Linked DNA regions of Mus musculus: regions 1 and 2 are each linked to region 3. Evidence: chromatin loops called from intact Hi-C (ENCODE). Cell type or tissue: left cerebral cortex. All regions are shown on one strand. Each heading gives the region's core, and the rest is flanking DNA. Links, peaks and the distances in the headings are about the cores only. Region 1 overlaps Dync1i1 (dynein cytoplasmic 1 intermediate chain 1). Region 2 has its middle 20 kb from the start of Sem1. Region 3 overlaps Dync1i1 (dynein cytoplasmic 1 intermediate chain 1).

Evidence for each region. Peaks named below come from ENCODE experiments on the same cell type or tissue, not always from the same donor. Only the 100,000 strongest peaks of a DNase experiment are listed, where the experiment ranks them.
Region 1: it touches region 3 in a loop (3-fold over the local background); 7 of 42 quality-filtered maps call a loop at or near these places.
Region 2: a loop joins it to region 3, with 2.6 times the contacts of the local background. A loop is called at or near these places in 2 of 42 quality-filtered maps.

The regions. Positions count from the first base shown.
Region 1 is chr6:5,854,691-5,865,444 of GRCm38, forward strand. The region is part of intron 6 of Dync1i1 (dynein cytoplasmic 1 intermediate chain 1); the gene reads left to right. Among named protein-coding and RNA genes, the nearest start is that of Gm34527, 40 kb to the left of the region's middle. In left cerebral cortex, for the core only: a CTCF peak has its summit at 3,867 (motif pointing right); DNase peaks (open chromatin) are centred at 2,829, 3,905 and 4,640.
Region 2 is chr6:6,593,671-6,604,424 of GRCm38, forward strand. No RefSeq gene overlaps it. Among named protein-coding and RNA genes, the nearest start is that of Sem1, 20 kb to the left of the region's middle. In left cerebral cortex, for the core only: no CTCF peak of the experiment used is centred there; a DNase peak (open chromatin) is centred at 5,255.
Region 3 is chr6:6,001,013-6,011,766 of GRCm38, forward strand. It overlaps Dync1i1 (dynein cytoplasmic 1 intermediate chain 1), which reads left to right. Exons shown (of 17, transcript NM_010063.4): 15 at 5,258-5,398; 16 at 9,443-9,568. Among named protein-coding and RNA genes, the nearest start is that of 1700019G24Rik, 29 kb to the left of the region's middle. In left cerebral cortex, for the core only: a CTCF peak has its summit at 4,810 (motif pointing right); DNase peaks (open chromatin) are centred at 1,278, 3,999, 4,829 and 5,194; H3K4me3 peaks cover 748 bases.

The sequences.
Region 1 (10,754 bases), core at 1,556-9,555, 150 kb before region 3:
ATCCGGGCTCCTAGTTCCTTCTTCTCTCCACTGCCTGTTCCAATGTGATGGGAACAACCCCTGCCACCTGCTCCTGCCAGGAATCAAGCTGCTCCGCTGTGGCTTTCCTGTCACAAGGGACTGAAACACTGTGAATCGTGAATACAGAGTCTTTCATCCCTTCTATTATTTCTGTCTACCATTTCTGCCATGTCAGGGGAAAGATAAGTAGCAAAGCCCATGACTCTGGGGCTGGGCAATCCGTGAAGATGTCATCCAAACTGTTCTAAGGTCTCCACTCATCAGATGAGGGCTAGAGAGATGGCTCCGCAGTTAGGAGTACTGGCTGCTCTTCCAGAGGTCCTGAGTTCAATTCCCAGCAACCACATGGTGGCTCACAACCATCTGTAATGGGACCTGCTGCCCTCTTCTGGTGTGCCAGGGACAGCTACAGTGTACTCATATACATGAAATAAGTAAAACTCAAAACAAACAAAAACCTGCACATCACAACCAATATCCATCCATGGAGCAGCAGCCGAGAAACTCGAATCCTCACTTGAATCGTGCATGTGCCCTACTTGTAAGCCTTTCAGCTTTGACCTGTTCTGTGGCCAGAACTATATACAGATATCCCACAGTATCCTGGGAAATTGGTTTCAGAACTGGCTCTCCCCCCCACCCCGCCCCCTTGGACACTTAGGTCTGGGCATGCAGAAGTTCCCTACAGAAAAAATGGTGTAGTGTCTGGATGCTACCTGTGTACACCCTACCACACTCTTTAAATTGTGTAGGTAACTCACAACATTGAACACAACACAGATGTTCTATATTATCTGTGAATCTTTGGGATAGAGATTAGCTTTGAAATTATGTTCTGTCTATAGTCTATTAGATGCCCCAATATAGAACTCCGAAATATCAGGGTTCCTTTGTGACTCGATGTTAGCCCCAGCCTGCTTTGCATTTGTCAGATGAGCTAGACAGCAGGCAGAAGCACTAATCTGTCACTCCCGGAGAAAAACAACCCAAGCTCGCTGCCTCTCATGGCCGTGTGCTTATGCTCATTTCCTCTGCTCTGGGAAGCCTGGAGTCCTTCCCTTGGCAGGACGGGCCTGGCTGCTATCCCTACACATCCCCTACTGTTTCCATAGAAAGAATTTCCCAACCTTCTTGTGTATTCTTTTCTATTTTGGTTGTTTTCATAAGATGCTTGTAATGATTTTGTGGGTTGCAGATTAAGAAAAGGAAATTTTTGAAATAGGACGTTCAAAGGACATGCCTTACCCATATTAGGTCAGCTGTGCCATTCCTATGTGTGGATAGAACATTTTCACCCCTTAATAAGATTAGTAACTGAAGATGATATTAGTCACAATATGAAATAATGTTCCCTTTTAAATGTGATGATCGTTCTGATTTATTTCCCCATCTGCGAGATGAGAATGATAATTACCCCTTTGAAAATATCATATGGTCAAATTAGTTAATGTTGGACAAGCATTTCAGAATGAAGATACCTAATAATTTATTAGTGGCTCCGCTGGCATGCAATTTGAGAATGAAGTCTGCCTTTGAGGAATTGGCGCTTGTGTTAATTCATGTTTTCCTTAAATTCCATGGAGCTCACGAATGTACTCTCTCTCTGGGTGCCAGCCATACCCAACTGTGGCACATGGCCTTGTAGCCTTTGCCCAGCTGTGGCACATGGCGTTGCAGCCTCTGCCTGGAGAAGACATGTCTGAGAGGGCAACAGTCTGGCAGTCAGGATCTGAAGTAGAGACTGAGCAGATAAGCCACTCACATACTTCTTAATTTACTGCTTTCCTTTTGATTAAAAGACTTTTGTTTTTCATTTGTGAGGAAAGGAGAAATCTCACAGCACCTCATTTTCTGCTGTGTCCCTCGAGAGCCCTAGACCCATTCATGACCTTGGACAGAACAATCCTATGTCTCAAATGAGACAGGAAACATGAACGCTCATCTTCATTTACTCCCTTCAGTGCTAGCTTGATAGCAGAGCACTTCCTAATTCAGAAAGCAGTATTTTCTCTATTCACAAAGGAATCTGTGGAGAATAAACATTTAATTTCCAATACATAGTGATGGCTGTCCCTCACTAAATTCTGTATTCTGGAAGCTCCAGCTGGTCTCTATACATCAAGTCCGAAAAAGGCTGTGGCTGGCAAAAATTCATATACCTGTGTAGAGGAAATGTTGGTATTTGACCATGTGTCTCTCTGGTCCTTCACTTTCCTTATTAACATATATTTTCTAGACCCCAGGTAGGGTGTTATATTTCTATACATCTCTACAAAACAGTATGAAGCAAGGTAAGAGAAGTTATCAAATATTCAATGTGGGTTTCTTTCCATGGCTCTATGATAGATATCAGTCAAGGGAAAGTCACGGGTTCACAGAATGGAATACTTATTTGTCAAAAAATTAAAATCTAAAGGTTTTACTTTTTACTCTGTAAATTTATGTATGCAGCTTCCTACACCAGCAATGTCAGAATAGTCCCCTTGACCAGTTTTCCTTTAGTAGCTCTTCAGCTTTCGTGTGTCATGCCAATAAAAAGACTCTGCACTGCCGAGGCGTGCTAAGGAGGCACAGAGAAAGAGGGGAATCGGGGATGCAAGAGAGAGTGTGGAGGGTGGGCACACAGCGAAGCCGGGTAGATATATGTGTGCAAATGTGTATACAAGCAATACACACCATGATAACAACAGTTAGGGCACAGGACGGGTTCCTGTGCAGCTCACAGGCAGAGGAAATAAAGTGCCTGGCAGCTCACTCACTCAGTAACAGGAAAGGTGGGCGGCAGGGGACTGGACTCCCCAACAGGAAGAGAAAGTATACAACTGCTTTTGCTACTTTAAGTCAGTGCACCCAGAAAGCCTCGAGCTGTTGTCTCTGGGAGGATGTGCCTGGAGCTGTAGCACTCTGCCTGCCTGACAGAGCATTTAGGAGTTACACTGATCCCCCACATTTGAAATACTTATTTAAGAGGGAGCAGTCACTGATGGGAATAGTTGTAACTAAAAATCTTGCTCAAGTACTATATATATATATATATATATATATATATATATATATATATGTGTGTGTGTGTGTGTGTGTGTGTATATATATGTATATATATATGTATGTATGTATATATATATAAATTATATATATATACATACATACACACACATATATACATACACACCACACATATATATGCATATATATATATATATATATATATATATACATGTGTGTGTGTGTGTGTATACAATACTTTCCATTTAAAGTCCCTTGGTTGTGGGCTTTGGGACTTCGGGACCAGTAAAAAGCTCCTTGTTATTGTTCTAGATGTGAAACTGGGGATTTGTATGCAGATCCTAGGGAATGGGTGTGAAATTGGTTTAAATTATGTGAATTTCAGGAATATCACTATGTCTTTATTTGTACAGTTGCTGATGAAGAAGAATTTTAATTTGAGTGTTTATATGTTTTTTAAAAAGATAAAGTAGACATTTGCATGCTATAAACCACATTTTCTCATCTTTCTGACAGACTTACATTACATTTAGAAATAGCTAAAGTTTCTCATTTAACTTGTAACGTGTGAGTACAAGTAATTTCCTTAGCATATGTCTTCTCTTGGACATTCATTCTCTTATCTCTTAAACCCTTCTTAGCCCCGCTTTCAATCCTGCGTTAACCTCTTTGTGCTTCAGTGTCCCTCTTGTAAATGGGAGTAATGCCTACCTCACACGGTTGTTGCGGGGATTAATTAGAGAGGAAGTCTGTAAAGCATTTAAAAGTTTCTTGAAGACGGCGCTATATAAATACAAAATAATATCTTTTTTTAAAAATCCTGCATTAGTTTAGAAAACAGCCAGTAGGCGGCGCTGCTAGCTCGCTTTTTGGAAAACCCGCTGGCACCCTGATTTCAGCTCTTTTGAAAACATGGAAATTATTTTAGTTTAGTCAAAGCAATCAGAGTGAGAAAATTGGATGAAATACTTCAAAGTTGTCTTTTCGTGTCTTTTGCTACCTCGACCCAAAAACCAAGAATAAAGCTAGGCTACTGCTTTTTCTTTACGTGTCTGAGACGCCCTTAACTGACCCACAGTAAGGATGACTTTGGGAGGTTAAGGTAACCGAGTGTGATTATCTAATTTTTCCATCAGCTTGAGGTTCTGATGTGAAAGTTCTATTCATGGAGAGCCAGAAGAAGGGGGAAATAAAAACCTGTTTACACTTTCACTTTCCAACTGGCCTTGCCAGTTATCCCTTGACCTGGTGTAATGATGAGAAAATATCTATGTAGCCTTGGCCTCCCGAGCTGTGGGCTGGGAGGGGTCTGTGGGGAGGTTGAAGCTGGGGGAGGGGAGAAGTACAAGGCTTGGAGGTAAGACTTTTGCAGATTCAAACGCATTCTCCCAGGGTGCAGATGTGTCTTGACACCCTGTGGAGACTCTCTGAAGTGATCCAAAGGGAACTTTCCACCCTTGCCTCGCACCTCCATTCTTTGAGATGAACTATTGACAGTCCCTCTGTGTTTTATAAACCGCCATGTAAAAACCGTTGCAAACTGAATTAGCCAGCCAACACACTGCGAAGACCTCTTCCAAAGAAAATGCTTCAGCTAAGCATTTCTTACCAAGAAACGCTGGAACCTCCCCAGCTCGTATTCTGCACAATTCCCCCGCCCGCCAGACACCCCGGACCATGTGTATGTTCAAAGTGTTAGGTTGAAACAGACACTAGCCAAGCAACGACACGTGACCGCCGTTCATCTTTTTGAGTGTGCGGGTCGTGGTCGTGCCTGCGGAAGGCATCTGATGCATCCCACCCAGGGCATATCCCACCCAGGGCATCTGAGCTCTGCTTCATGTGGTTTTTCTCCCCACCCCCCACCCCCCCACCCCCCGGGCATTGAGCACTAGCTGGTAGGTGACACTTTTGGCTGGCCTCGTAGCTGGCTGCAGCCGTCTGTCTGTCCTTCCATGGCATGAAAAGTGTGTCCACTAGCTAGCGACTGTAGGCTCAGAGAAACTTCTGCCCCCCTGGCCTGGGGGCTGCAGTAGCATTATCAATCAGTCTCTGAGATGAAGCCTACAGGAGCAGGGGAAATTTGTGCAATCCTCAACGGTAAACACGGGGACCGGTGGTTGAGGTTTCGGAATTGAGAAACATTTGAAAATGTCTATTTGAGTATCTAAAGTAAACCTTTCTTTTCAAGAGAAGGGGGAGCTGAGGGGAACTCTCTGGGTGGCCTTAGGGAGCTCAGCTCACCTTTTGCCTTCATGTCTCTTTTCTCAAACGGTGGGGGTGGGGAAAGAAGGGGAAAGAAAATAAAACCTTGCTTGCTTTTCTGGTTTGTAGATGAGTCCTTTTCAGTTCCCGTCTCACTCAACGGCCAGCCAGCTAACTTAATTTTCATCCATCTTCTTCTCACAGCCCCTCATACACCCACACGCATGTTCTACACCTTCTCTCTCAGCTCTGTGGTCAGTACCAACCAAGCCCTGATGTGACCCCCGGCCCCCATGGCTTTACTGTAGATTTCCCTTGGAGTCTTCCCTTACTCGTCTAACTTTTCTTCTATCGCCTGAAGCTCCTTACAGCTGAAGTGCTTCCAAGTCCTGGCAGACAGCTTCCAGCTCAGGAGGACAATGACAGAGGTGTGGACGGATGCAGATGCAGCAAGGGAAACAGCAGGTGTGCGTGCGCGTGCGTGCGTGCCTACGTACCTGCGTGCGTGCGTGCGTGCATCTTCTACCAGTTGGCTTTCTTTATCCAGTATGTTGCTGTGTGGCCAAAGAAATCCTTTAGGAAAGAAAGCGAGCTTAACGCAGAGGTGAAGAGAAGGTTGCCGGGGGCCCTCACGGGAAGATGTGTTTAGAGCTGACGTCTTGCTCCCCTTTATGCTTGCTCATCTTAAAGTCTTTATTTCAAACACATACTTGTGTTCACAAACCCCCATCCTAATTTATTTCTCCTTTCCACCACGGTTTGCATATCTTCACTTAAGAAACAGGTTCCGTTTCCCTGGATTCCTGCATTTTCTGTTTTAACATGAGAGCCTCTCAGATTTCACTCTTGTGAGGACTTTGTGAGTACTGCTCAAAGTCCTGGAAACTGCACCATGAGGACAAGATGGGAGAGACAAAAGTCTTTGCTCCTTTGTAAAGCAGGAGACCCCAAAATAACCACGAATGATTATTCAATTCTTGTGCAGTAGTGGCTCCTCAATATTAACTCTGCTGTGTTTCTATATCTATTTATGGGAGGCTGTGACCCTAGGAAATTAGCAGTGAATTCTAATGAAATATGTAAGAGATGTTGTCTCTGAGTTGCACTACTCTCAAATAAGTCAAAACATGATCTAGATATGAGGTTTGATGGCTGGCTCAATGTTCCTTCAACAGGAGACAAGTTGGCTGCAGGCTAGCTGGTTAAAAGCTTGTCATGCTAATTTCGGTTGTAAATGCCATGAGATTTCCATTTTTCTTTCTATAAGTATGGGTTAATTTCACAAACGGGGTTAGTTAGGTTTGAGGTTTGCAAAAGAAAAAGAGAAAAAAAAAGGTCTCTTTTCACAAAGCAGTGTTTGGAGGAAAATGCATGAAGCAAAGTCAGAGAAAAAGAGTGTGAGGCTGGCTGTTTGTGGAAAGTTGTAGCAGCCAGTGCTGGAAACAAGAGAAACCAATGGATGCTAAGCACGTGATTGTCCACCAAGAAAGGACAAGCTCAACCAATGCCTTTATATGCGACAGACAGCATGTGGCAGACCTGAAGACCTGGCCTTGATGTTTAAAAGCATTGAAAAATCAGCATGAAAAACGGCATGTTCTTCTCTTGTACAACCTGGGGAGAGATGGGACACAAGAACGGAACAATGGATTAACATATTTGAAAGTGAATCTTTAAGAATAAACTGGGAACACAGAAATGGAGTACATTCCAGGTGGTGTTGGAAGTGTGAGATGTTCACCCTGCATGAGACAAAGGCTGGAATGAGCCAAGAGGACATAGACAGGAGCTTCTCGGTAGACAGTGTCTCGGAGGCCATGAAACACCACCTGCAACCCTTCAGATAACTCCTGACCAAGGGCATAGAGTGGGAAATGGGGTAAAAGAGTGACCTCCTGGCCAAGAAACTGGGCAAGACCTCAGCCCAAAGGCCACGGTCCACTCCAGCAACAGCAGTTGCCCTGGGACCAGCTGTGGGGTCCTCACCAGAGAAGATTGCTCAGACATGGGTTCAGCCAATAGAAGGTCTTTATTACCCAGCCAGCTGACGGCTATAAAGGGGCTTGGGGATCCCAGTGTAGCACCAAACCTTTCTCAGGTTGAGCTTTTCAGCAACACCCCACCACCACCGTGTTCTGGGTTGACATACTCCAGTTAACAAGAAGAGTTCACCAGAAGCAAAAAAAAAAAGAAAGCAAGCTGATTACATTTTGAGACTTTCCCAGAGCTGTGGACTTTTGGATTAAGCCTTTGTTGTAGTTTTGGCAGGTGATGCTGTCTGCATGCTGAGGTTTTACAGCCTGAATGGCACTCGCATCATGGAGTCATTTGTGCTGAGGTCTGTGGCCCTGTAACAATAGCACGTGTGATATTATAAGAATGTACTGCCCTTATGTGCCACCCCAACTGCAGTCAAATCGTGAAAAATGTTACCCCAAACTGACATCTTCCACAATCTGGGCACTTACTTCTCTTATCTCTCAAAGTCATCCAGATCAAAGAGCTGTTAGGAGAACTAAACGTCTAGGTACAGTATGTTGTCCTGGGTGAGATCCTGGGGCAGAAAAAGGATGTCGGGTAAAGAGCTGAGGAAATCTGCCCACAGCTCGGACTTTAGATAACAACAACATGTGACCATAAAAGTTGAAGCAAATGACAGACTAGTGTAAAACATCCCTGGAGAGCGATGTGAGTTGTGTAAGAAGACAGTGAACTATCTTCAACTGTTTTTGTAAAACGAAAACAGATATAGAAAGTTTAAAGTGCATTTTCAAAAGCAATCGTTGTTGCTATGTGTTAGCTCTAAATCTTAATGGAATTCTCTTTCCCAACCCTTAGCAGGTTTGTATGACTTTAAATTAGATAGAGGGAAAATGTCTCTCCCAGTTGGAGCCATGACTAGCGTGGCCGTGCATAGATTCAATATTCTGTTTTGCGGAAAGTGTTTATCCGAGATAGGGTAGCGTCCTGTTGTAAGGATTGTGGTGACCATTTATGCAGAAGAGAACTCTGAGCGGCCACCACGAGGAGCCAGTTTAACACTTATTCAAAAACTATATAATTTTCAGTGTGTCACTGACAGATAATATCCAAATATCCTCTCCACCTCTGGGATGACAAAATAACCGTCTCATAAAATCAGTCATCGGAGTCTGCCTCAAAATGGAATTATATTTTCTTGCATTAATAAGCACTGTGCTCCTAAAAGAAAGTAAAATATATTTCCACTGAGATGAAAAAAAAAAGTGACCCTTTCATCTAGAATCAACAGCTCACATGAGGTGGAAAATTTATTATGGATATTGCAAAATGTAGTGGGGTAATCTGAGGAGTCTATCTTCCATAATTATATGTAGTGCGTTGTGGCTGTGAAACTTTCAGAATCCTACAGATCCTTGCGTATGCCAAACCTCGACAGAATAAGAGGCTGTTTGGGTGAGAGTCTTTTGTGGGATCCCAGAGTCCCTTCATTTTATCCATTATGTTCTCAGTTCGCTGCAGACCAAAGACGCCATGCCCGTTTCTTAGTATTCAGATACAATTTGCACAGGGTTTTCTGCCTACTATAAGAAGCACATGGTTTGGGCCTCATGGAAATTCCTTGTGTGATCCCCAGGTCTTTGATAAATCAGTAAGTTCCATGCATTTCTCTCGTCTGCAAACATGCTGGTCATCTTACAAAATGAAAACCCAAGAGTTGAATATGTACCACATTTATGACCCTGTTGACTGACCAGTGACATTTGAGACCATCACACGGTGACTGGTGATGCATGTGTCTTTTTCCTCTCTCAAATGACTCCTGTCACAATATGGTTATGGGCAGTAAGGCCCTGGGTTCCCTGTGAACCCAGTAAATGACTCCTGTCTTGTTCTTTGAAGGAATATTTTAGTTATTTTGAAAGGCCTGAGTGAGCGAGTGCCTTGTACAATTACTGTGTATTGTATCTACCCTTGAGATAAAATAATGTCCCGATAGATTGTACTACTGTCTTTTAAACGCTTGGCAATAATTTAAGTTCTTAACTAGAACACACTTGAATTTTCCCATGTTTGATCATTAAAAAGGCAAAATTTAATTCCATCAAGTGCAATCAAAGAATTTTTCACAGTAGCAATTAAAAATATGAAACTGGAATTTGAATGACATAAAAATCAAACAGCTGCTAAGTTGTGTTTTTAATCTTCATTCAAATCAAATGCAGATAAATTTTTCATTAGGAATTTTACTTTTCTTCTTTAACATCAGTGGGTTCAAAAAAATGGTCTGAGTAATTTAAAAGCTCCTGACACAGACTGGTATATTTTGAAATGGATTAAAGCCTAATTTTAACGTGAGCAGCTTTTGTATTTCTGTAGGACAGAGAAGATAGAGCTCTTGGGAGGAGGACCAACTGGTTAGCTTACTTTGGCATGGGGGGACTTCCAACCATACTGAGCTGTTGATCGAAGGAAACCAAACTCGTTTTTTTCCCCCTGGGTTTGCTGTCTTCGTTGTTCTCCATGTGTGGCACCTACAGTAAAAAAACGTACAAACCACACATACAGCAGGGGTCTTTCTGCTCCCTCCTTCTCATTTCCATGCTGGGTAAGAAGAGCTGTCTGTTTGTTTGTTTTTCCATTTTCATGTGCTTGTGTGGTGTCTCTATGTGTGTGTCCATGTTTGCCTGTGTGATCACACTAGTGTGTAGACAAGAGAATGTGTGGGTACATGTGGAGGTCCCAAGTTGCTGGCAAGAATCAGCCTCTGTCACTCTCCCAGCACATTCATTGAGCCAGGGTCTCTGGTGCTCTTGCTTCTGAGATGAGCACCATAACCCCTGAGCCGTCTCCTTAGTTGTTTCTGTAGTGCACAAACATTTTTATGTGTTTATGCAGACACGCACAAGCAGCAATGTAGGCTGGCTGTATTAGCCAGATGATGTCTGTCACTTCATGCACAATGCTACTTCATTAAGCTTCCTTGATTTTTAGGTATAAAAGGTGGGGGAAATTAGCAGAGAGCTCTGGCTTTAAAAAACAAAAAAAATTCTTTAAACAGGATGTCCCTAGGCCTCGGAGCAGATGTGCTGCTTGGTCTTCCTGTGGGTCCCGACCAAGTGGAGCAGGGTCTATCCCAAAAGCTGTTGCCTGTAGGGGGATATGTTCTTCTGGCTGAGCTGCCGTCTCTGGCCTCAGTGGGAAAGGATGCTAGCCTCACAGAGACTTGAAGTGCCAGGGACACACACACACACACACACACACACACACACACACACACAGGGGGCCACCACCCACTCAGAGGAGAGGGAGGGAGGGAGGGTTCGGGAAGGATTGTGGGAGGGGGTGACCAGAAGGGGGACAGTGAACAGGATATAAAAGGAGTAAGTAAAATAAATAATTCAATATTTACACAGAGTTATCCTTATCCTATGATGCAAGCTTCTTGGTTTCCTTATTTTTTTCTCTAAAGATAGAGTTAAATTCTGTGGTCTTGAGTTCTAAAGATGTTGGTTTAAGGTCACTCTTTCTTTTCATGAAAC
Region 2 (10,754 bases), core at 1,151-9,150, 590 kb after region 3:
TAGGCTGTTTCCTAATCTCTAATTCTAACGTCAAGATGGGAAAAGGCTAACTTACTTACTAATGCATTTTTTTTTTCCTGGAGAAAAGACATTTTCTGTGAATAAGAAAAGAATGACTTTGTGACTCTGTTCATCAATTTTTTCAAGAAACACCAGATCAGGAGCAGAATACAAATTTTAAGGAATGTATTAAGAGCACACTCTCATGTGGCCTTCTATTTATTATCTTAATATTGCATCCCTGTAAAGAACATATTCAGATTTGTCTTTTTCGAAGGAATTACGTAGCTAGTGAAGAAGTTCTCATCTGTCTCCCGCTAAGTCTTGTGAAGGAATGAGCTAGTGTTGACACAGCATTCTTAGTCCATGCCTCATTCACATTTCCTTAGCTTTATTCAACATCTCTTTTTATTTCACTCCAAGATCCAATCCAGGAGAACACATTGCATTCAATCTATGATCCCATGACCTTAGGGGCCTCACAGCTATGACAATGCCTTAGACTTTCTAGATTCATTATGACATTGGGTATACAAGAACACTTTTATTTCATAGTTATACACACATAGTATTTTGTAGGATGTCCCTCATTGAGATTTTTCTAATGCTTTTCTTGTGTATTTGGGGAGAAAGACCATGGGGTAAAGTAACTATTTTACCCCATTATATCAAGGATACTGTTAACATGTTTATAAAGTCAAACGCTCTTTGGAAATATAATTAATTATAAACTCTACCATTTCTTTTAAAAGAGTATTACATTTTATTTTAAGCATTATTTATCCAAGTAGTAGCAGCATTAGAACGACCTATGAACCGTTTAGATTATAATACATTAAAGATGACTTTGCATATTTAGAAGTATTGGGAAGAGGAATTACATAATAGAAAGACAGGTTTAGTGAGTTTTAAAGTTCATTTTGGGCACTGTTCACGTGCAAGAAATTGACACAATCAGCTCTTGCTTATTGCATTTGATTTTGAAAAGTATGTTGCAATCACTCTGGGTGTTTTCCCCAGCATCCCTGTGAGGATAAACTTTGGGAAAAGGGATTTGCATTTGATTCTGTGTTTAGGTGCCTAACCTTTAGAATAATCTTAGGGTTATCTCATCAATAAACTAAGAGTACATAGCACAGACCTTTTGTGTAAATAATATATGAAAGAATTCAACCAAGCATCCCAAACACACATGGGACATGGTCTTTATGGCTCTTCCTTCCACCCCATCTAAACTTATAAGTAACCAGTTCAAGACTTTGGAATTACTTTGGACACATGGTATTTTTAAAAGTGACAATCAATATTTTAAAAATTATATTAATTTGTGGTGTGTGTGTGTGTGTGTGTATGTGTGTGTTGAGGCACACATGCATGGGAGTGTGACTTCCATAGTACATTGGTGTGGAGAAATGAGGACAAATTGCAGGAGTCAGTTCTTCTTTCTATCATGCCCTTGGGATCAAATTGCATTGTTAGGCTTGGTAGCAAGCACCATACCTGCTCATCCATCTTACTGGCTTGTGATAATTAATATTAATCTTGTAAATATCTAACACATGTCTTATGAGAAAAATTTGACTTCAAACCAATGCCAGTCTTACCACGGTAAACAGACACAGTTCTTGTGCCAATACAGATATTATTAGAATGCCACACCATAGTCATGAGAAAAATCGCAATTTCCTAGAATGCTTGGTCATAATTCTAGATCTCCCAGACTCTATGTAATAGGTTCCCCACCTCCTACTTTAAGTATAGCAAGAAAAACGCCATTAAAACTATAATCACCACAATGGGTTTGAATATTGATCGGTAAGGACATTGTATTGCTGGGGTTACCTTAACGTGGTAGCATGAGGAGCTATAATAATGTGAGTCTACACACTATATAGAGAAGTTCCACATGTGTTTATTTAATGTAAGAGAAGACAACTATGTATATCTCAAGGAAATATTTATACTGCTATCTCTTTTTACCTGTGTGGCAATAGTTCTAAAACTTTCAAGTATACTAACCCTGAAAATGCCCACGTCCCAATATAAAGCAACATAATGCTTGTTCATGAACTGTGCACATCTCCCTATATACATCATCATAGCAACATCATTTATGTCTACTACACTGTGAGTTTTGTATAAATAGTTACTACATTGTACTATCTAGGGAGTAATGACTAGAGGTCTGTGTCTCTCAGAATTCCAGAGATTTTTGTTTTTTGTTTTTACCATACCATGTGTGGCACTTGTATTTAAAGGTATTCATTTTTCATAGAACAAGATTCCTACATGTAAGCCCACTACTTCATCTTAAGACTATATTAAAGAAATTGAAATATCATCCAAAGTCTATACTAGTGCTGCTTATCTTCTGTGTGAAATAAACAGCCCCCCAAAAGGACTTCAACGACCATGTTTGATGATATGTACTTTTGCTTTATAAATTAACACCCACATACAACACAGCTCCGCCGTTTTTCATTATTAGTTTATAGTTAATGCAAAATTATCCCTACTGTATTTTTTCCCAGAAAATTACTTCTGGCAGTGGTTGAATAAGAAAAATGGCTTCACTAGTACAGACCCTAGAATCATCTGGTTCCTGGATTCAGGCCAGGGCTAGATTTTTCTATTTTGCATTGCTTAAACCCCTCCATGCTTTGCTATGGGACACATGGCCTTAGTGCCTCATAGCTACGTGTTCCAAAGTCTGATACCAAGAGCTAAGGGAAGTATGTGCTCGGGGAAACGCGTCATGCTGCCCCTGAGCCTCCACCCCAACCTAACACAGAGCTCTAGGGAGTCTCCTCTTCTTTTCTTCTTCTGTGTTACTGTACACAGGCTGAGATGAACAGTTAGCTCTCCACACTGCTGGATCAACAACAAGCGGGGTAGTTCCCTGAAAGGGGTAGGTTAGCTGTGGGGTAGGCAGAAGGAATTGTGCTTTTCTTTCTGTCCTGCTTGAAGATCTGTGCGTATTCCTCCTCCTCTTGGCCCTGGGCAGTACACCAGAGGACGAGAAGATGAGTCGCAGCCATTGATTCATTCCTGTCTCAGTTTTGTGCATCGTGTGTTGACATGACTGGTATATTACTGGGGTTCCAGGTGAAGGGGTTATGCCAGAACCAGCGTGCAAACTAATCATATATATTAGTAAATGGTTTTTCTTTTTCCATGACTACATACTTGATAGAAAAAAAAAACTAAGGGGAGAGAGGTTTATTTTGTCCTAAGGATTGATTCTGAGGATATAGTCTGTTATGTCATGGAAGGAAGCCATGGTTGCTCAGGTGACTCCATCTATAGCAGTGGGAACACGAGACAACTGCTCCTTACATCCCAGCAGACCAGGAAGTGGAGAACTCAGAGCCACAAGCAAACCTTAACGTCCAGGCCTGTTCCCCAATAACCCACTTAGAGCTAAGCCACAGCTCCCTTGATTCCACTGCCTCTCAAAACAATGCCACCAGCTGGGGACCGATTTCTCAAACGTCAAACCACTACATCAAACACATGGAGTCGATATAAAGAAGTAGGTTAAAATATGAATTCTGTGGCATTTTACACACACACACACACACACACACACACACACGTTCATAAGCATGCTTATTATTGTGGCCACGTGCTACATGGTGGAGAGACTCGGGCCTACTAAGTGGTCTGCAGTCATCCTACCGCATGGGAGGTTAGTCATGTCAGGTTTGGGGGGTCAGAAAATTTATGCTACTTAAAAAATTTCCTGATGTGTCACTTTCTACTGTGTGGTACCAGGTATGTTACTGAACTTCTCTGTTTTGGCATGCATCTGTAAAATGCATATAATCGTGAGGATTAAAGGAATGTATCCAGCAGATTACTAATGTTAATGCAATCTGCAGTTTAACTGGCTTTGCAGAAGTGGAGTCAATTTGCCTCTAGAATAACTAGAAGGAGATGATAGCACATTCTTAGCTCTTTGCTTCTGGTGAAAGAATTGGGACCACCATGTCCTAGAAGGCCATTATTTTGACATTTTGTTTAAGGCTACTTGCTAATTTGACTCTGTTATTTTAGGCAAGAATGTTTAAGAAGACCTAAGTGATATTATTAACAAATAGGCTGCATCTTCTCTTCACAGAGTTAAGCCTCTAATTATATGTTGAGCTGATTTATTAGTACCACAGGCTTAAACATTTCCTAACAATTAAGATTGACTAGAGACACAGAATAACTGTCCACATGCAAGGGACCTGACAGCAAAAGCGCCTCAGACGACTAGGAGCTACCTGAAGGATGAGTCACAAGGAATGGCGCAGAGAAAGGTATTAATTAGACTAATAGGAAATTATAACAAGTAAAATATGGGTTAAGTATTAGCAAATTTCCCTTAAGGACACGCTTCCGATGATGGTAGGGAGACTCTTGTAAAGGAGGATGATTAAAGCTTTGAAGCTTAAGACTTTTAGAACTAGACGGAACAGAGTCCACAGGGACGCACCCACCCGAGCTGGAGCGTCTGTGTCCACAGGGACGCACCCACCCGAGCTGGAGGGTCTGTGTCCACAGGGACGCACCCACCCGAGCTGGAGCGTCTGTGTCCACAGGGACGCACCCACCCGAGCTGGAGGGTCTGTGTCCACAGGGACGCACCCACCCGAGCTGGAGCGTCTGTGTCCACAGGGACGCACCCACCCGAGCTGGAGGGTCTGTGTCCACAGGGACGCACCCACCAGAGCTGGAGGGGCTGTGTCCACAGAAACGCACCAACCACGGCTGGAGGGGCTGGTAGGTCATTTAACAGCTCTCAGCACGGTTGAAGGTTGGGATAGCTGTCCTCACCACTAACTGAACACATTACAGGCTATTCGGTAAGATTCTCTTCCTGAAAAAGATATCTGTCATTCGAATCTACTTGCATGATTTTCTCTTAGGACAAGTCTTCCAACGTCACTGTTATTAATACAAACACTACTAAAAGCTTTTCGGTTTTACGACCTAGCGTATATTTTGATTATTACTTTTGCAGAGGTCATCCTTTTCCTTAAGACATGTAAACTAATATTAACTTCAGTTTCTTAATGAAGAACATAAGCTTTATTAAATGCAAGGATGACTCTCTCTTCTTGTACTTAATTCTTTAGTTTTTTGCTTACTGGAGCAATGTTCATGTGGCATCGTCACATAGGCAGGGTGTTCCATGTCTTCCAGACACTGTACCAATAGAGGAGGTGGGTTGAGAAGCTGCTGAAACTATCCCTGTGCTAAGAGGGAAGTGTGAAGAGAACTCAGTGTCTATAGTATTATTTTTGGGTTCCAGTTATGATGACTATATCTAAAGTGATCTGGAATTGGATAACATGGCCCTCAGCACCCCTCCCAGGTACACCTCAGTTTAAATCTACCCCTACTCAGCAAGACTGCTGCTGACTTGCATAGACTGCTTTTAGGAATGCCAGAAGATCCGTCCTCCTTCCCTGTCTGTTTCATGAAACCTGATGAATGTGGAGGCTTTATGTTAAGTAAATGAATACTCAAATTATGGGGGTCTTTGAAAGGCAAGAAAAAGACCTAAAATCTTCCTGCTGTTGGAGATATATCAACCCACCCCTCACTTTAAAACAGAGGGGTATTATGAAACCCAAACCAGATATTTTTGAATTGTCGGTCTGTACCTCTGCCCTTGCCTTCTGTCTACTCCCCGTCTCCCCATCACATGTCCCATATTAACAACACTACTATATCCTTTCTCTGCACTAGAAATGTCCTTATTTTAAAATGCCAATTAGTTCCCTACTTCCCTGAGTGTGAATTCTTCACTAGCCTTGATCCCTTCCTCTCTCTTGCTCTATGGAAATTTCTGACCATTCTGAATCATGGACAGCTCTCATAAGATGTTGGCTCTTTCTTTCCTGCTGTAGCTTTTTCTGCTCTTAATGCATTTCAATAATCCATCTTTATCTAAATAATTCCCACAACACAGATTTCATCATAGACAGCTATGCCTGAAAATCTCTTACCATATCTTTCTAAAATAGCACTTAAATCCACCCCCTGTGGCTTATGTTTATGCCTTTGTGGTTCTCTGACACCATAATCTTCTTCAAGATATCAATATGTGATCTTGGCCTGAATTCCTTTTATTCTGTCATCTCTAACGTTTAGAACAATGTTGGTTTTTAGTCAATACTAAAATAGGAAACTAGAAAATGTTTCTTTGATGAAACTAGTCATCAGCAGCTCTCACTGGGAGCAGTAACACATTGGTTAATATCTTAAAATGTATATAAGTTGGAAAAAATCATCTGTGCGACAGAAGTCATTAGGACTAGAGAAAGAAGATGGCGCCCCAGTCAAAATACACTGTATGAACACAGACATTAAGAAGAAAATAACTAATGCTCATGATGTACTTAAGAGTATGCTGTGGGGGAATAGTCAAATTATGAAGGTCTTTAAAATACAAGAAAAAGACCTAAGATCCAACTGCTGTTGGAGATATATTAACCCACCCCCTCACTTTATTTTTTTGTTGGTTATTGTATATATTTACATTCCAAATGATGTCCCCCTTCCAGGCTTCCCCTGGACAAACCCCCTATCGCTCCTACCCCACCTCTATGAGGGGGCTCCCCCCTCTCACCTCACTGCCCTAGCATCCCCCTACACTGGGGCATTGAGCTGCCACAGAACAAAGGACCTCCCACTGATGCCAGAAAAGGCCATCCTCTGCTGCATATGTGGCTGGAGTCATGGGCTCCTCCATGTGTACTCTTTGGTGGTTTAGTTCCTGGGAGCTCTGGGTGGTGCAGTTAGTTGATACTGTTGTTCTTGTTATGGGGTTGCAATCCCCTTCAGCTCCTTCAGTCCTTCCCTTAACTCTTCCATTGGAGTCCCCAGGCTCAGTCCAATGGTTTGCTGGGGGCTTCCTCATCTGTATTGGTCAGGTTCAGGCAGAGCCTCTCAGGGGAGAGCTATACTATACTCCTGCCAGCAAGCACTTCTTGGCATTACCAATAGTGTCTGCAGATGAGATGAATCCCTACATGGGGCAATCTCTGGATGGCCTTTCCTTCAGTTTCTGCTCCACTCTTTGTCCCTGCATTTACTTTAGGCAGAAATCATTTTGGGTTAAAATTTTTGAGATGGATGGGTGACCCCACCCCTCAACAGGGGGCTGTGCCTATCCACTGAATATGGTCTCTACAGGTTCTATATCTGTTTTGTTGGGTATTTTGGCTAAAGCCATTCCTGTTGTGTCCTGGGAACCTCTTGCTTCCATGGCATCTGGGACTGTCTAGTGGCTACCCCCAGTTCTTCATCCCCCACTGCTACACAGCTTCATTCAATTTTCTGGCCCTTAGTTCTTCTCCCCATCTCCTCCCACACCTGCCGCTGCCCATCCTTTTTATCTTCTCCTCTATCTTCCATGATAACTTTGTTCCCCCCTCTAAGTAGGACTGAAGGATCCAAACTTTGGTCTTCCTTTTTCTTGAGCTTCATATGTTTTATGAGTTTTGTCATAGGTATTCCAAACTTTTGGGCTAATATACACTTATCAGTGAGTACATAGTATGTGTGTTCTTTTGTGACTGGGTTACCTCACTCAGGATGATATTTTCTAGTTCCGTGATTTGCCTACAAATTTCATGAAGTCATTGTTTTTAATAGCTGAGTAGTGCTACACTGTGTAAAAGTACCATATTTTCTGTATCCATTCCTTCATTGAGGGACATCTGGGTTCTTTCTAGCTTCTGGCTATTATAAATAAGGCTGCTATGAACACGGTAGAGTATGTATCCTTGTTATATGTTGGAGTATCTTCTGGGTATATGCCCAGGAGTGGTAGAGCTGGCTCCTCAGGTAGAACTATTTCCAGTTTTCTGAGGAACCACCAGACTGTTTTCCAGAGTAGTTGTACCAGCTTGCAATCCCACCAGCAATGGGACACACAAATATATGACAATAATATTCATAGCTATCGATAGAAGGGAAGCCTGGGACTTGTGTACAAGAAGCAGTGCGTTGTGGTTATATCACCAACAGCCACTAAGAGCTTGTGTGCTGTAATATGTGGATGAGCAGACACGGTGGGGAGCGTTGCTCTTTTCATTATGCACTCTCACTTCCAGCTCCTCCTGTCCACTAGCTCTTAGCTAGAGATTTGGCTGGGCTATTCGCCTTGGTTGCTAGATTATGAGTAAGGATATGACCAAGAATTTGAGAAACATTTATATTATTGTGTGACTAGGCAGGATACCATCCTCACTAAGAGAAGAACACTTGGCTGATCTGTGTTTACAGCCTCAGTAGTAGCTGAGCCCTTACCAAAAGCAACCTTAATGAATTAACCCCCTAGCCAGCTCTAAATGCATGGTAAATGCTAAACGATTTTTTTAAGACTAAGTGCTGGGGTGTTTCATTGTGCAGGAATAGCAATTGTTACAGGAGATTAGAATATGGTAGGGTAATGGAAAGGAAGAATGGGAGGAGTATGAGACATACTTCGAAGGCCAAAGTTCCTCGGAGGTAACCAAGACTTGGGTTGAATAAAATTCCAAAGCTACTGTAAGTTTGAAAATCTGAAGTAAAATAAACGGTTACATTGCTGTGACAGAGAAAGGAGTGCACACAATTTAATTTGTTGAATCTGAAGGGATTGTGGGAAGATCTGGGGAAATGGGTGTGACAAGGAGTTAGAGGTAAGGAAGGGGGGGCTGGGCTAGAGGACATAGAGGCTAATCTCAATTGTGGTACTCAAATTCCTATTGAAAGCCTTAGCCTTGAATGTGACTGTGTTTGGAAAGGGGCTATGATGGGATCATTGGGGTCATGTTACAGCATAAAGGTGATAATCTATTCTAGTAATTTGGTTAACCTCATTAGAAGAAAACACACCAGAAGTTTCCCTTCATTTACAGAGTTAGATAGCTATATGAGGGCACAGTAAAACAAACAAACAAACAAACAAAACCCCAAAACTGACCACCTATAGGCCGAGAAGCCCTCAGCTCCGACCATGCTTGGATGCCAATCTCATTCTTCCAACCTCCTGAACTGCAAGAAAATAAACACACAAGGGTAAACCACTAAATCTGAAGGATTTTTCTAGGGCAATTTGAGCTGACTGATGGAACTCCAGAAATAATCTGGAGAAAGAGTCAAGGCTAGACCTAAAAATCTTCCTTTGACATGTGTATGTGTGCAGAGATCAAGAAAATGTGGAATAACTACAGAGAGACAAAGACATACCTAATGAGCAGGAGTGTCAGAGTGGAAGATAAAGCATACATTGACTTGGAGTCCACAGGAACTAGAGGTGAATTCCTTCCCTTCCCCTCCCTTCTGGAGAGAGGAGAAACTACTTAACTCCTTTACATGCCAAAGCTTTGTATTTTTAAAAATATTTTCAATAAAGGCCCCCTCATTCAGTGGCCATTGTGGAAACACACAAAGATACATCTGCACACACACAACGCTTGGTAGTATATGCAGCATATAGTTACCTCTAAATGGGAGGTATTCCAGAATGGATTGTCATTATCAAACATCAAGATGACTGCAATGCATTAAAGGTAATGCAATTTACTAGATTCTATCATTGGGGTCTTTAGTAGCCTTTGAGGGAGTTAGTACAGTGATCACAAGTCTACATATGTGTGTGGAGAAGGAGAAAAAATGCCCATTTGGCAAAACACACAACAGTAAACCAAGCAGACAGTTCAAGTCTGAAAGTGAGAGTGCATTCAGATAAAAATACAGAAGAATAAACCAGGAAAGTATAGCTGCGGTAACCCAACCTGAGGCATGGTTGCTATGTCCAGAAAGAGGAGATACGGGTAGAAGTCACTGTAAGGAAGAAAGATAAGTCTATGGATCATTTCTGCCAAATGCTCACAGAGCTTTGGAGTCTGGTGTTGTGTAAGTCTAGGAAAAATTGCTCCCATTAGCATAAACTGTCCCCAGTGTTTCTTGTGTCTTGACAGACAATTCCTTGATCTGCTGTTTGCTTCCTGGGTTGGTCCCTGTAGTTCGGCACATATTTAAGCCCGGGGAGATTCACATAATCAGTTAAGGATGGATGATTTCATTGTCTTGCCTAGCCAGGGAAGAGTCTATGTGGGCATGAGGAGTGAATAGGGCGGGGCTCTGAACAGAAGCCAGCATTAACCGCTTCTCTCATTCTCCTTGCAAATTCTTCCTTTGAACCACAGGTTGAAACTGCTTTTCTTTGCACTCTTCTGGCCAGATCTGAAAAAGGCAAATATAAAAATAACTAGTAAGTATTATTTGTAAGGCACACTTATTTAGGTATATTCCTTCCATTTAGGGGGTAAGTTTATTTCTCTATTCATCGCATGCTACTTGCTTTGTGATTTGCATTCACAAAGCCCCTTATTGGGTGAAATCCTTCTTTTGGAAAGTGTACCCAGCAGTTAATTATCGACTTACAAAGACAGGAAGGAGGATGATGTCATTGAAAACCACTTATTCTTGTGGATTTACATAAATGCAGAATGCAAATAAAATAACATTTTCTGAATAGATCCCTGCACATTTTCTGTTTAGTAAGAAATAAAAATTGACTGTATATTTCTGGTGATCTTTCCCATCGGTAGGCTACAGGTAATTTGGAGGGACTAAGCTGGCAGTCTTTATTCAATTATCTGGCTTGCTCTGGCAAGAAACACATTAAGTGAAACCAGAGGGGACATTATAATTAGAAGAACAAAGAGAACCACAGTGTTTTGCTTATAAGCCTACCTTTTGTTGTT
Region 3 (10,754 bases), core at 1,260-9,259:
CATTTTGTATGAGCTTAAAGTCTGGTCTTTTGTCTTTGTTAAAGTGATAATGTAGTCTCCGATTTCAATAGTTCCTGGAAGAACTGGCTGTCTCTTTGCTTTAATTGCTTCACAGGGACCACAGGACAGATTTTGGAGGGTATCTTCATGTTACTCATTTGGTCACCATCCTTCTCCCCAACAGGATATTGTTTCTAGGTTGTATCTTTTTGCTTTCCTTCTGTGTCAAAACTCCAAGTTAAAAACTCTTATTAGTTTTCTACCCTTTCCCCTATCTATCTGCATACTATCCCCTAAACAATACCCCTCTCCAACAAATGAAATGTTCCCAGATTGGGTAAGCACTTCCGTGTCTGCTTGGAAAGTTGAGCATTTAGAAACAAACCCAACCTCAATGAGCACTATGGTGTTTGAGGCTGTTGGGAAATGTTGTAACACGAAGACTTTCATTCCCTTGCCTTTGGGATACTAAATTATGTTGGGAGCCTTGGAGATTCCCCCCATAAATGAAGAAGACAAAGAACACAGAAGAAAATGGTAATTTCCATCTCTGTCATGTCAGAAAAGGGAAGCCAGCCCTATAGAAATCATTTCTGAGTTAACAGGTTGGTGAATGGGCAAGCCTGTGTGTTTTCACAAGTAACCGGATTGTTTCTGAGTCTTTGTGGAAGAATGTTGACTATTGTAAGGTTTTGTTTCTGTAAACATAGCTCACCAACTAACACAAATTCCGTATTTCTGATTTTTCAGTTGATCAGAGAGAGAAACGATTACAGGTCCTGTCGTTTCAAATTTCCCAATTTTATGATACTATTTTACTGACTGAGAAAGTTTAGAAAGCATTTTAAAATTTTTTGGAGACCTCTGGTCCAAATTCTAAGAACACCAAGTAAGATGGGCTTAGAGATACTACATACTATTGAACAGCACTTTAGAGAGACAGAAACTTCCGTAAGCTTTACCCCACCCCTTCCTTGATGCGTGGTACAACCATGGCACACAGCAGAGCTGCCCTAACATCCTAAAGCTAAGGAGAACCCAGCGATCAGAGAGCCTCCTTCTCATAACACATAACAAATCTGTCATTCAAAGGTCTGAGGTGAAAGTTTTTCTAAGGGCTGTAGTTTCCCATTTTTCCTTCCCTTTCTGGCTTGCCCTAGCATTGTTACTCTGCTTTCAGCGGCCATCATTGTAAGCACCCTCCAAGAGGCTCCTAGTCAGAGAACTAGAGCCAAGTCTCTGCCTGCTTGCTCATTTTATTCCACTTTCCAAGGTACCGCCATCTGCTCTTCTGGCTAAAGGACAGTCCCCATTCTGTTCCTAGCATGTTAGAGAATTTTCTTTTCCTCCCACCAAATGCTAATGACTCCTCGGAAGTGTGGGTGATGCCCTCAAAATCATTAATAACTGGTTTAGGGAAGAAAAACAGTCATTAATAATTTTTAACTGTTTGTACAAATCATTTAGTGTGTGCTTAGTAAATATTGGTTGAATTGAAGGAGAGTGTAAAGAATAAGGGTCGATGGATTTGTCATTCTCTCTGTAAAGACTGAAGACCAGATTGAAGGACCCTAAAGTGCCTGCAAACACAGAATGTGCCTAATGCTAGAAACCCTGAGTCCAAAAGCTACCTCCACCCCTCCCTGTGGCTTTATGAGTTACTAACCTCCCTAAGCTATAATTTTCTTTTCAGTAAACACCATCTACCTTACAGAAATTTTATGCGGATTAAGTCAGACAATGTGTGTACAGAACCCGGTCCACAGCAAACTTTCGTTCCTGCCCTTCACATAAGTCGGTACTGGCCGACCGCTCTGCTTTGTTTGAAAGTCAGCGAATTAAAAGCAAGCGGGACTGTGTAGCTTCACGCACATAATCGGAAAGGCAGACCTGGAGGCCCGATGAAGCCTCGGGCCCAGGCTTTCTTACAGTGGTGTGCCACACATGCACAGGTTGTGAGTGATGACATTTTCCTTTTCCTTTTCTTGACATGTTGCTGATGCTAAGCATGGCATTTGAAAGGAAAACATACAGGTGAAGGGGGCGTTGTCCAGTGAAATTTGACTGCTTTGCAGAACGCTTTCCACAGCAATATCCTTTGGAGCAATATTTAGTTAACTGAATGACCTCGGGTATTTTCCTAGAGTGAATGTTTTAAATCATGATGCTTCTATGGCTTTGATATACAGAGAGGATATTGTGAAATTCCTCCTCAAAAGCATTGACAGTGTTTGTTCCCATACTGTCTTTTGAAAACCTGTGGTATTCTAAAATCAATAGCCATACTATAACAAATTTGTGGGCCCTGAAGTTTCTGTTGCACAAACTCCAAAGCAATGTTCTTGAGATTGAAGAATATCAAGGTTCTTTTGGAAAATGTTAATATTTCATGATATTAGTATTTACCATACATTTTTAAAAAACATTAAGCATTTGAGGAAGATCTTTAATAATGTGATACTTGGAGACAAAATAAAATAGAATGATAAAAATTGTGTATTGAACAAAGTGTAATTGTTACTCAAAATAGTACGGGTGTTCAAGTGACATTTGCCTGCACTGGTATTTTATGCCTCTATGGGACATGGCATCTATCGGTCTGTAGATAGAAGCCCAGAGCATACAGTAATGAGTTCTGTAAGTTTTCCAACCTATCAACTTATCAAGGTTAAACAGAGCCCTTGAAATGTAACACCTCTCCCTGTTCCCAAGCACACGCCTACTATGGACAAGTGTTGCTTTCAGGGTGACCTTTGTGATAGAAGGTTCAGCCTTGGGGGTGGGGAGGTGCTGATGAGGAGGTTTCAGAAAGACAAACGAGAAAGAGCATTTCTATCAATCTGGTGAAAAGGAAAAAAACTGAGAAGAAGAGCAGTTATTTCCAGATGTTTCAAAAGTGGTGTCTCCAGGATATAGTATAATTTTTACCGAATTTATCAGTAAAGAAAATTTCAAAGGGAAAAAAAGGAAGACTATCATAGAATGAGCAGGATAGTTTTTAAAGGGATTAGTATGTCTTGTGTTGACAGCTCCTTGGAGAAGGGTTGTTTGAAGCTGGATGGGGTTTTAATTGATCAAAACAATAATGGCATGTGTGTTGTGTGTTTGTTGTATGATTGCATGTGTGCCCATATCCTCAGCTCTGTGCGCTTAGATGAACTATTGACTGAGTGAGAAAGAATACAAAGAATCACCTCTTTAAATCACACGTCTTTAGCTGTTAATGACTAAAAGAAATATGTTGCATTCTCTATTAGTGGCCAGTTAGGTATAAAATCAAGAGTCTGTGGTGACATTCTTTTTTAAACAAAGAGTCAGATTGTAATATACACGATGGTCAGTGAGAAACACCAGCTATTTCGTACTTTCTTTTGGATAAATAAGGCAAAATGATACAATCATGCTATCAGGTAATAATTTGATACTTGGATTGTCTAAAAAAGTATGAATTATCTAATATAAACAATGAGAAGAAGGCATAAGCAGTAGCTGATAAACAAATAATTTTGGTTTCTAGTCATATGACAGAAATGAGATTTAAAACATGTTTATCTAGAAATTACAGAATAATAATATTACATCACTATAAAACAAATGTTTAGTTTGTTCCTTCTTGGTGTTTCAATGGTGGGTATTTTTTTCAAATTATATTTCCTCAGAAATACTTTTGAAGTTAAAAATATGACGCATCTATCTCTTTAAAAAACATCACACACAAACTCACACACACTCAAACACAAATACACACACACACACACACACTAGTTTATCTACAATCTGTGCTGCCCTAATCTATCTAAACTTTGTTTGCATCAAACCAGTTACTTTTACGCGTCAAGGAAATGCAAATAATGGAAGTTACAGTCACTCCCCTAACACGTCGGTGCATTCGGTTTCAGTTTAAGAACTGTGGGTTTGCACTGATTCTCGCCGCTCTAATCTCAGCCCATGTACTGTGGGCATCTCGCATTCACAAGCAGCACACATTGGCAGTTCTCGCTGATAACTTGGAGCGGATTCCCTACAGATGAGTTCTTTGAATATCCAAGGCAGAAAGGATTTGATTGTTACATTGTATGTTATCTTTTCTTGATCTTAAGGCCCTGGCCTGTGTAGACATTCCACAGAGCCTGAGAAGAGAGTGCAGACAGCTGACTGGAGGAAGAAGACAAAAATTCCCATTGTTTAGATTTCTGTCAGAGGATATAAGAATAGTTAATTTCTTTTATCTCTAGGGCTTTCATTATCATTTAAATTTCATTTTACATTAATTGATCAGGGATTAGTAAAGCCATTATGCAGAAATTAGAATAAGACAAGCCAGATGGAATGAATAATTCATAAAGTCCAATTACGTTTTATTTCTGGTGTACTTTCAAACTTGCCTCTGACTTCTGTGCTATTTTGATGTGACAATATTCGCTGGAAATCAAGTGTGCCATTTTAATTTATTATATCCCTCTGGAGTGGAGGCATTTGTATGCAGTGGAAAAATGCTCTGTGTTTCCCCTCAGAACATCAACTGTAGGGGTCTTGGAAATCCTTGGTGATTTAGAAAGGAAGTCATATTTTCTGTGTAAGTTCAGAGGTTCTAGAATGAGCCACATTGCTCCACTTGGTTCTGGCGAACTAACCCCATACAGGGAGGCTAAGGTCTTGAGTGGAGAGATTTCCACTTTTCTGTAAGAGCGCAAACCCGCATTTAAAGGTATTTGTCTCCTTCCCTCGCCGCACAAAAAGAGTTAAAATATGAATTTGGCCTGCAGTTGGACTGGAAGAAGCCATCGTTGCTGCAGCGACAAGGGAGGTCCACGAGGTGGCAGACGTTGCCTTCGGTGCAGAGCCAGGGTCGCCAGGGACCGCCCGGGCTTCGGAGCATGCCAGCAGGTCCAAGCCCCTCAGCCCACTGCTGGGTTCAGGCTCCCGCGACCTGCATGCACAGCTTGGCCTGGCAAGAATTCCGAGCTAATGGCAGTCGCGTCCACCTGTCTGGAATGTCGCTTACAACTGTGTCTGAAACCGCCTCGCTCCGCGGGTCCCGGCCCCGGCCCATTCAAAGTACACCCCACCCCCGGGGATTTATTTATGCCACTGGACAGTTGTAGTCACATTAAAGCTCCGGTTCACCTTCTCGAGGACTTTCATCTCGGGAAGTTTTATGACACTTGGTGAATGTGCAAAGTTTTTAATTAGGCTCTCTAGACAGCCCGAGGCGGCGGCAGCGCCACTAAGTCTTCACGGTCTCTCTGCTTTACAGCACAACAAGCCGCTCTACTCCTTTGAAGACAATGCAGACTATGTGTACGATGTCATGTGGTCCCCCGTGCATCCCGCGCTCTTTGCCTGCGTGGACGGGATGGGGCGCTTGGACCTCTGGAACCTCAACAGTGACACCGAGGTGAGCGACAGGCGCCCGGGCCCAGGGATGGGAAAGGGGGACCCGGGTCACTCTGCAGTCTGGTCCTTCGTGGGGGGGGGGGGAGCCTTTTGTGGACAGACCCTACAATTGCCTCTGGGTACAGTCCATTGCCCCCACTCTCAACCCCCAATTCTTGACTTCCCAGAAGGGAACCAACAGATGCATTGGCCAAAACTCCATGTCACTTCATCCCTAAACTGTACCAGATCTTAGACAGTTAACGACTCTGCCCCACACACATCTTTTCCCCCAACAGCACAAAGTGTGTTCACACTTTTCCCTAAGGGGAAGGACACATCGTGTTGAAATAACTTTATTGGCAGAGACTTGGAAAAGTAAGCTTTTGTGGGTGCTGTTTTTAGACTGGATTATTGAAATGAGGTTACTCTGTCAACGCTGGCTATTTGTACAATTTCTGTTTCGACTCCATTGAAGATGGTTCTCTACACTGCTTTCTGTTTAGTTCTACCATCCATTTGATTTATTGCTATGGAAATATTCCTTGTCTACAATATTGAACTCAAAGGCCATAGTGTCTAAGTTTATACATGTATGCAAAACTCAATTCGTCTTTAAAATGGGATTTTAACGTGTCACATTTAAAGTCATTCACAAGATAAAATAGGCATCTATTTAAAAAAAAAACAGTTGATAACAAAATGAATATTTTTGAGGATGTCATCTGCTTTGTTCCTCTTCTTTCAATCCCTCAAAAGTATCGAGGGCCTAACTCAGGGCCTTGGGAATGATGTTGTTGCCAGGGACCGTGTTACATGACTATTTTATGTCCTAAAATGGCCTCTGCATCATTTCTTGGTTTTTGGTTCCGGTACAAATACCCAGGTAAAGATTCCATGGGACAAGGTATATATATATGTCAAGTAAAGCAGGCCTTTTGAAGTTCTTGGCGCAGGAAGCCATTCAGCCTTTGTAATTAAGGATCCTAAGGCTGGAGGACATGAAGGAGAAGCACAGAAGGCTAGGACTTTTTGTGGGAGGGGACAGGGGAATTTCCTTTGGGTGGTGTTGTGTCTGGGTACCTATAAGTGCACAGTTACCTGTGACTATCACCAGACAAATGTGTTTCTATCGCGGCCATTTTTCCTTTTACCTCCAAGAACTATGGGAAAAGAAAGTTACGTAATGAACTATGTTTGAAAATGATCAGAAGGCACGAGTGAGATGCCCATCACTGAGATGTTTATAGCATCACTGCATTTAAGAGTAAGATGCTATTACCTTACCTTGTAATGCTTTCCCAAAGTCTTTCATCACTGTTGATTAAAATCATATTGCTTCTATTTGCTAGAAGAAACTCACTCAAAGCAAATTAAAAAAAAAAAAAACAAAAACAAAAACCTCTTTCCAGATTGACTCGGGAGTGTGCTATATCAGAAAGCAGGCCTGGCTGGGATGCTTCCATGACACCCGGCTCCAAAGTGTACAAAGGGATGTAGTGGCCCACAACCTACTTAATAACTTCCACCTCTCGATCTCTCTCCTCTCTCCATAAAAGGAAAGCTATATCTTGACACTGGCTTTTCTTTCTATAGGTATCAAAGAGAGAAACTCAGGGAAGTTTTGTGCTTAACATTTAAAAACTCATGGTTGGTCATACATACAGTTGAGTCCAGGACCTCACAGTTACAAACTTTTTTTTTTTTAGATTTAAGTGAGATTAGGAAATAGATTTTTAAAAGACAGAGAGAGCCTATATTCCCCATCTGCTTTGTTGTTCTTGAAATTATTGTAGTTTTAAACCAAATTGTCACCTCCACCCCCACCCCTCGGCGAAAATGGCTATTTACCCTTGATGCAAGCGACTCTTACTGCTTAGTAATTTATGCTATATACATCTTGTATTTGCAATTAAAATGACTGTGCCATAAAAACATGAGAATACTTATGAAATCAAAGTTGGAAGTAAGGCACATGCAAAGAGCGTGCAGATTATTTTAATACAGATTTCCGCATTTGAGCTTCAAATGCCACAAATTATTACAGATATATTTTCCTTCATGTACTCATTAATTTTTAGCATATAAAATATGATAGCATGTTTTATATTTTGTATAATAGCTATGAAAAGAAAGCATTTTGGATAATCTTTCAAAACTCACTTCAGTTACATTATTTACATTTCAAGTAAACTAATTTTTTTAGAAGCACGTTAGACATTGTTTTAACTACATGAGAAGGTCAGGGTTTTTTAAATTAATTTTTTAGCTGTGTTCCTATGAAGATTAAACATTTTACTCAGCTTTTAGATTATTCAAGGTTAAATTCTATGTGATGCTTTTAAGTCAGTGTTAAAAACGAACTTTGAAGGGTCTACAGCTGAATCATGACTTGGTTTTCAGGCCAGCCCAGCGATAATAAAGTGTATTGACAGAATTATAGTCTATCTAAATTCACATTGTTTTTATTCTTTGCAAGGTTTGGTTAAAAATTCAGACTCCAGCTTGCACAGCAGGGACCTTGATTGTAGAAATTGGGTTTTGTTTTTTTTTTTTTTTTTAAATGAGCTGGGGATTTTCATTTTACATTTTTGTTCACAATTGACATGCAATGATTTAAGCAGGTGAAAAGAATTTTTTATTGATTTCAAGATGAAGTTTAAACGTAGATTCTTACATATGATGGAGTTTTTATTGCTGTTTTAAAGATAGGAATTGGCTCAATAGTTTCCCATAAACAGATGGTTTCGACCCTGTGACTAGCTGAATGCTGGGGTGCTATGTGGCAGAGCACACCGTGTTTCCATGTTGGCGAGATTCGCTTACTGAGCACAGGTCTCACAGAGGGGCAGAAGATGCTCGCAGTGGCCATCTTCCATCTTTCTTTCCATTTTCCTTTCACATGTACCATCTTCTCTTTTAAAGGTGTGCTGTCATTTCTGAATCAACACCCTCATAGAAGGCTCAGGAGTTCTAAACAATTATAAACTTCCAACCTTGAAGACAAGAGTACACACACTGACAGAAGACAGATCGAGACACTCAAAATCCTCCCTCCACATACCACGGTTCTTGAGATAGACAGACAGATAAACAGATAGACAGACAGATAGACCGACTGCAAGTTCTATTTCAGCATTTCCCAGTTCACTGAAATAATGATTACTAGCCCAATTATCAATGGTTGTGGATTTCCAGTGTTTGTTAAAGGTGCCACACACATAGCCGCATTTTAACAGGATGTCTCTGTAAGGACAGTGACAACCTTGTAGACCATTCTCCATATCTTGGTGTTGCCACAGGGAGAAAGAAAGATAAAAGAATAAAAAGAGAGTTTATGATTGATTCTTCAAATTTTGTTTTTGTTTTTTTTTAACCTGTACACACATTTATTTTAAAATTTTATCTACATTGATGTTTTGTTTTCACATACATCTGTATGAAGGTGGAACTGTAACTATAGGCAGTTGTGTACTGCCGTGTGGGTGCTGGGACTTGAACCTGGTCCTTTGGAAGAGCAGTCAGTGCTTTTGACTGCTGAGCCATCTCTTTAGCCCCCTTAACTGTATACTTCTGTTCCTTGGATCACCCTCTTTCTGGTAAGGTAGATAATTCTCTAAGAATTAGCACATGTACGCTAGTATTGTTATGAAGACTCAAGTTGTTTGAGCAACTGACTGTTTTCCTACCCTACCATTGCCTTTTATAGATCCTCAATCTCTGTAAAACAGCAAGCATCTCCCTGTCCCCCGACATATCCCGCATGATCTGATGGTCAAACGTTGCATTTAGCTGGCATGCTTCTATGCTGGACATACACTTGACAAAATCCTGCTGCTGGCTGCCACGACGGTGGGAAAGTATATCCATTTTTCCCTTTTTGTTTCTCTTTTCTACTCCCTAAGTCAGTGGAGCGTATGATTCCAGAACAATGAATCCTGTTCACCCTTTCTCATGGGTAGAAGTGGCTTTGTGCACTGGAAGGCAGTTGTGGAGTAAAACACATCACTGCATATTAGTATAGTTAAATTCATATTCATTTTTCATGTCATAACCCCTTTGGCAGGTGCCAACAGCAAGTGTGGCCATTGAAGGAGCATCTGCCCTAAACCGAGTTCGTTGGGCACAGGGTGGCAAGGAAGTTGCGGTAGGGGACTCAGAAGGCCGCATTTGGATCTACGATGTTGGAGAGGTACGTATTTTTTGTTCTGTTTTGTTTGGGGACAGGAGTTTGGCTTGTGTTTCCACTTTAAAGACCTGCTGGAACTATTAACAAGACTTTCCGAGCCACGAGAACGCTCTCTATTGCGTTTGCAAGTTTCCGTTGACTTCAGTGTGAGTTTGGAGACACCTCCTTGGGGTCTAATTTGGCCCGTGTCTCCATGCACAGGACACTTTCGTGAATGATCTGGACTCTTTCTGTTTGTGTGGTAGAAACCCCAGCTTGGCAGGCAGAAGCTGACATGGGATGCTGTCGGTGACTAAAGCTGGCCAAACTCATGCTAGGGTTGAACTTGTAATGCACCGTTCACTCCGAGACAGTGAAATAGTATTTAGAATCCTGATTCAAACTCATACTATTGAAGTACAGTGCTTCCAACTAAGACGACTGAGACGAATCAATTTTATATAACTTTTGACATTTATGACATTATCATGTAGGACCTGTGCCTCTTTTGGTATGTCTTATTATATGACATGTAAAATTAAGATATAAAGAGAATGCCATGGCATGTATCAACGAGAAAATAATACATCTTTTACTCCAGAAAAATTCTGCACTTGTGTCCTATCTTCACTCTGCCATTGCTGATCAATTGTGGTGTTTAAATCAGTTTTCTTTTACTTCTTGAGAAAGTATTTATTTAAAAACCTTGATTTCTAGTAAGGGTAAGGATTTTTGTTTTGTTTTGTTTTTCTCTTAAAGACAAAGAAAATACAGGAAAGGTAACTAAAAGTGTTGTATACGTTTACTTAGGCATAATTTGAATCTACATTTGCATTCTGAAGAGAAAACAGACCAAGTTTGTATGCATAGTGTGCTAGGCCTGAAAGTGCTCTGTGACTACCTGGTAGACTAGCTGAGCTGATCTCACTGAGGAGACGTCTTCAGTTTCACCAGTCAGCATCATGGGACTCTGAGAATCCCAGCTGGTTGCTGAGCAGAGGAGCCTCTGATGGAACATTATATAATGTGCTGTTCTACAGCTCATTGTGCTGCCACAAGCTAAACACGGTTTTCAGATTTCAGCTGGGCATAGAAACTGAATAACTTTAGAGATGGGGCTTTCCATCCTAGCATGCAAAATGCTAAATACAACACTTAAACACCTCTTGGCTGTCCTGTAGTTAGACTCTCTTCCCCTGCCCTAGTTATT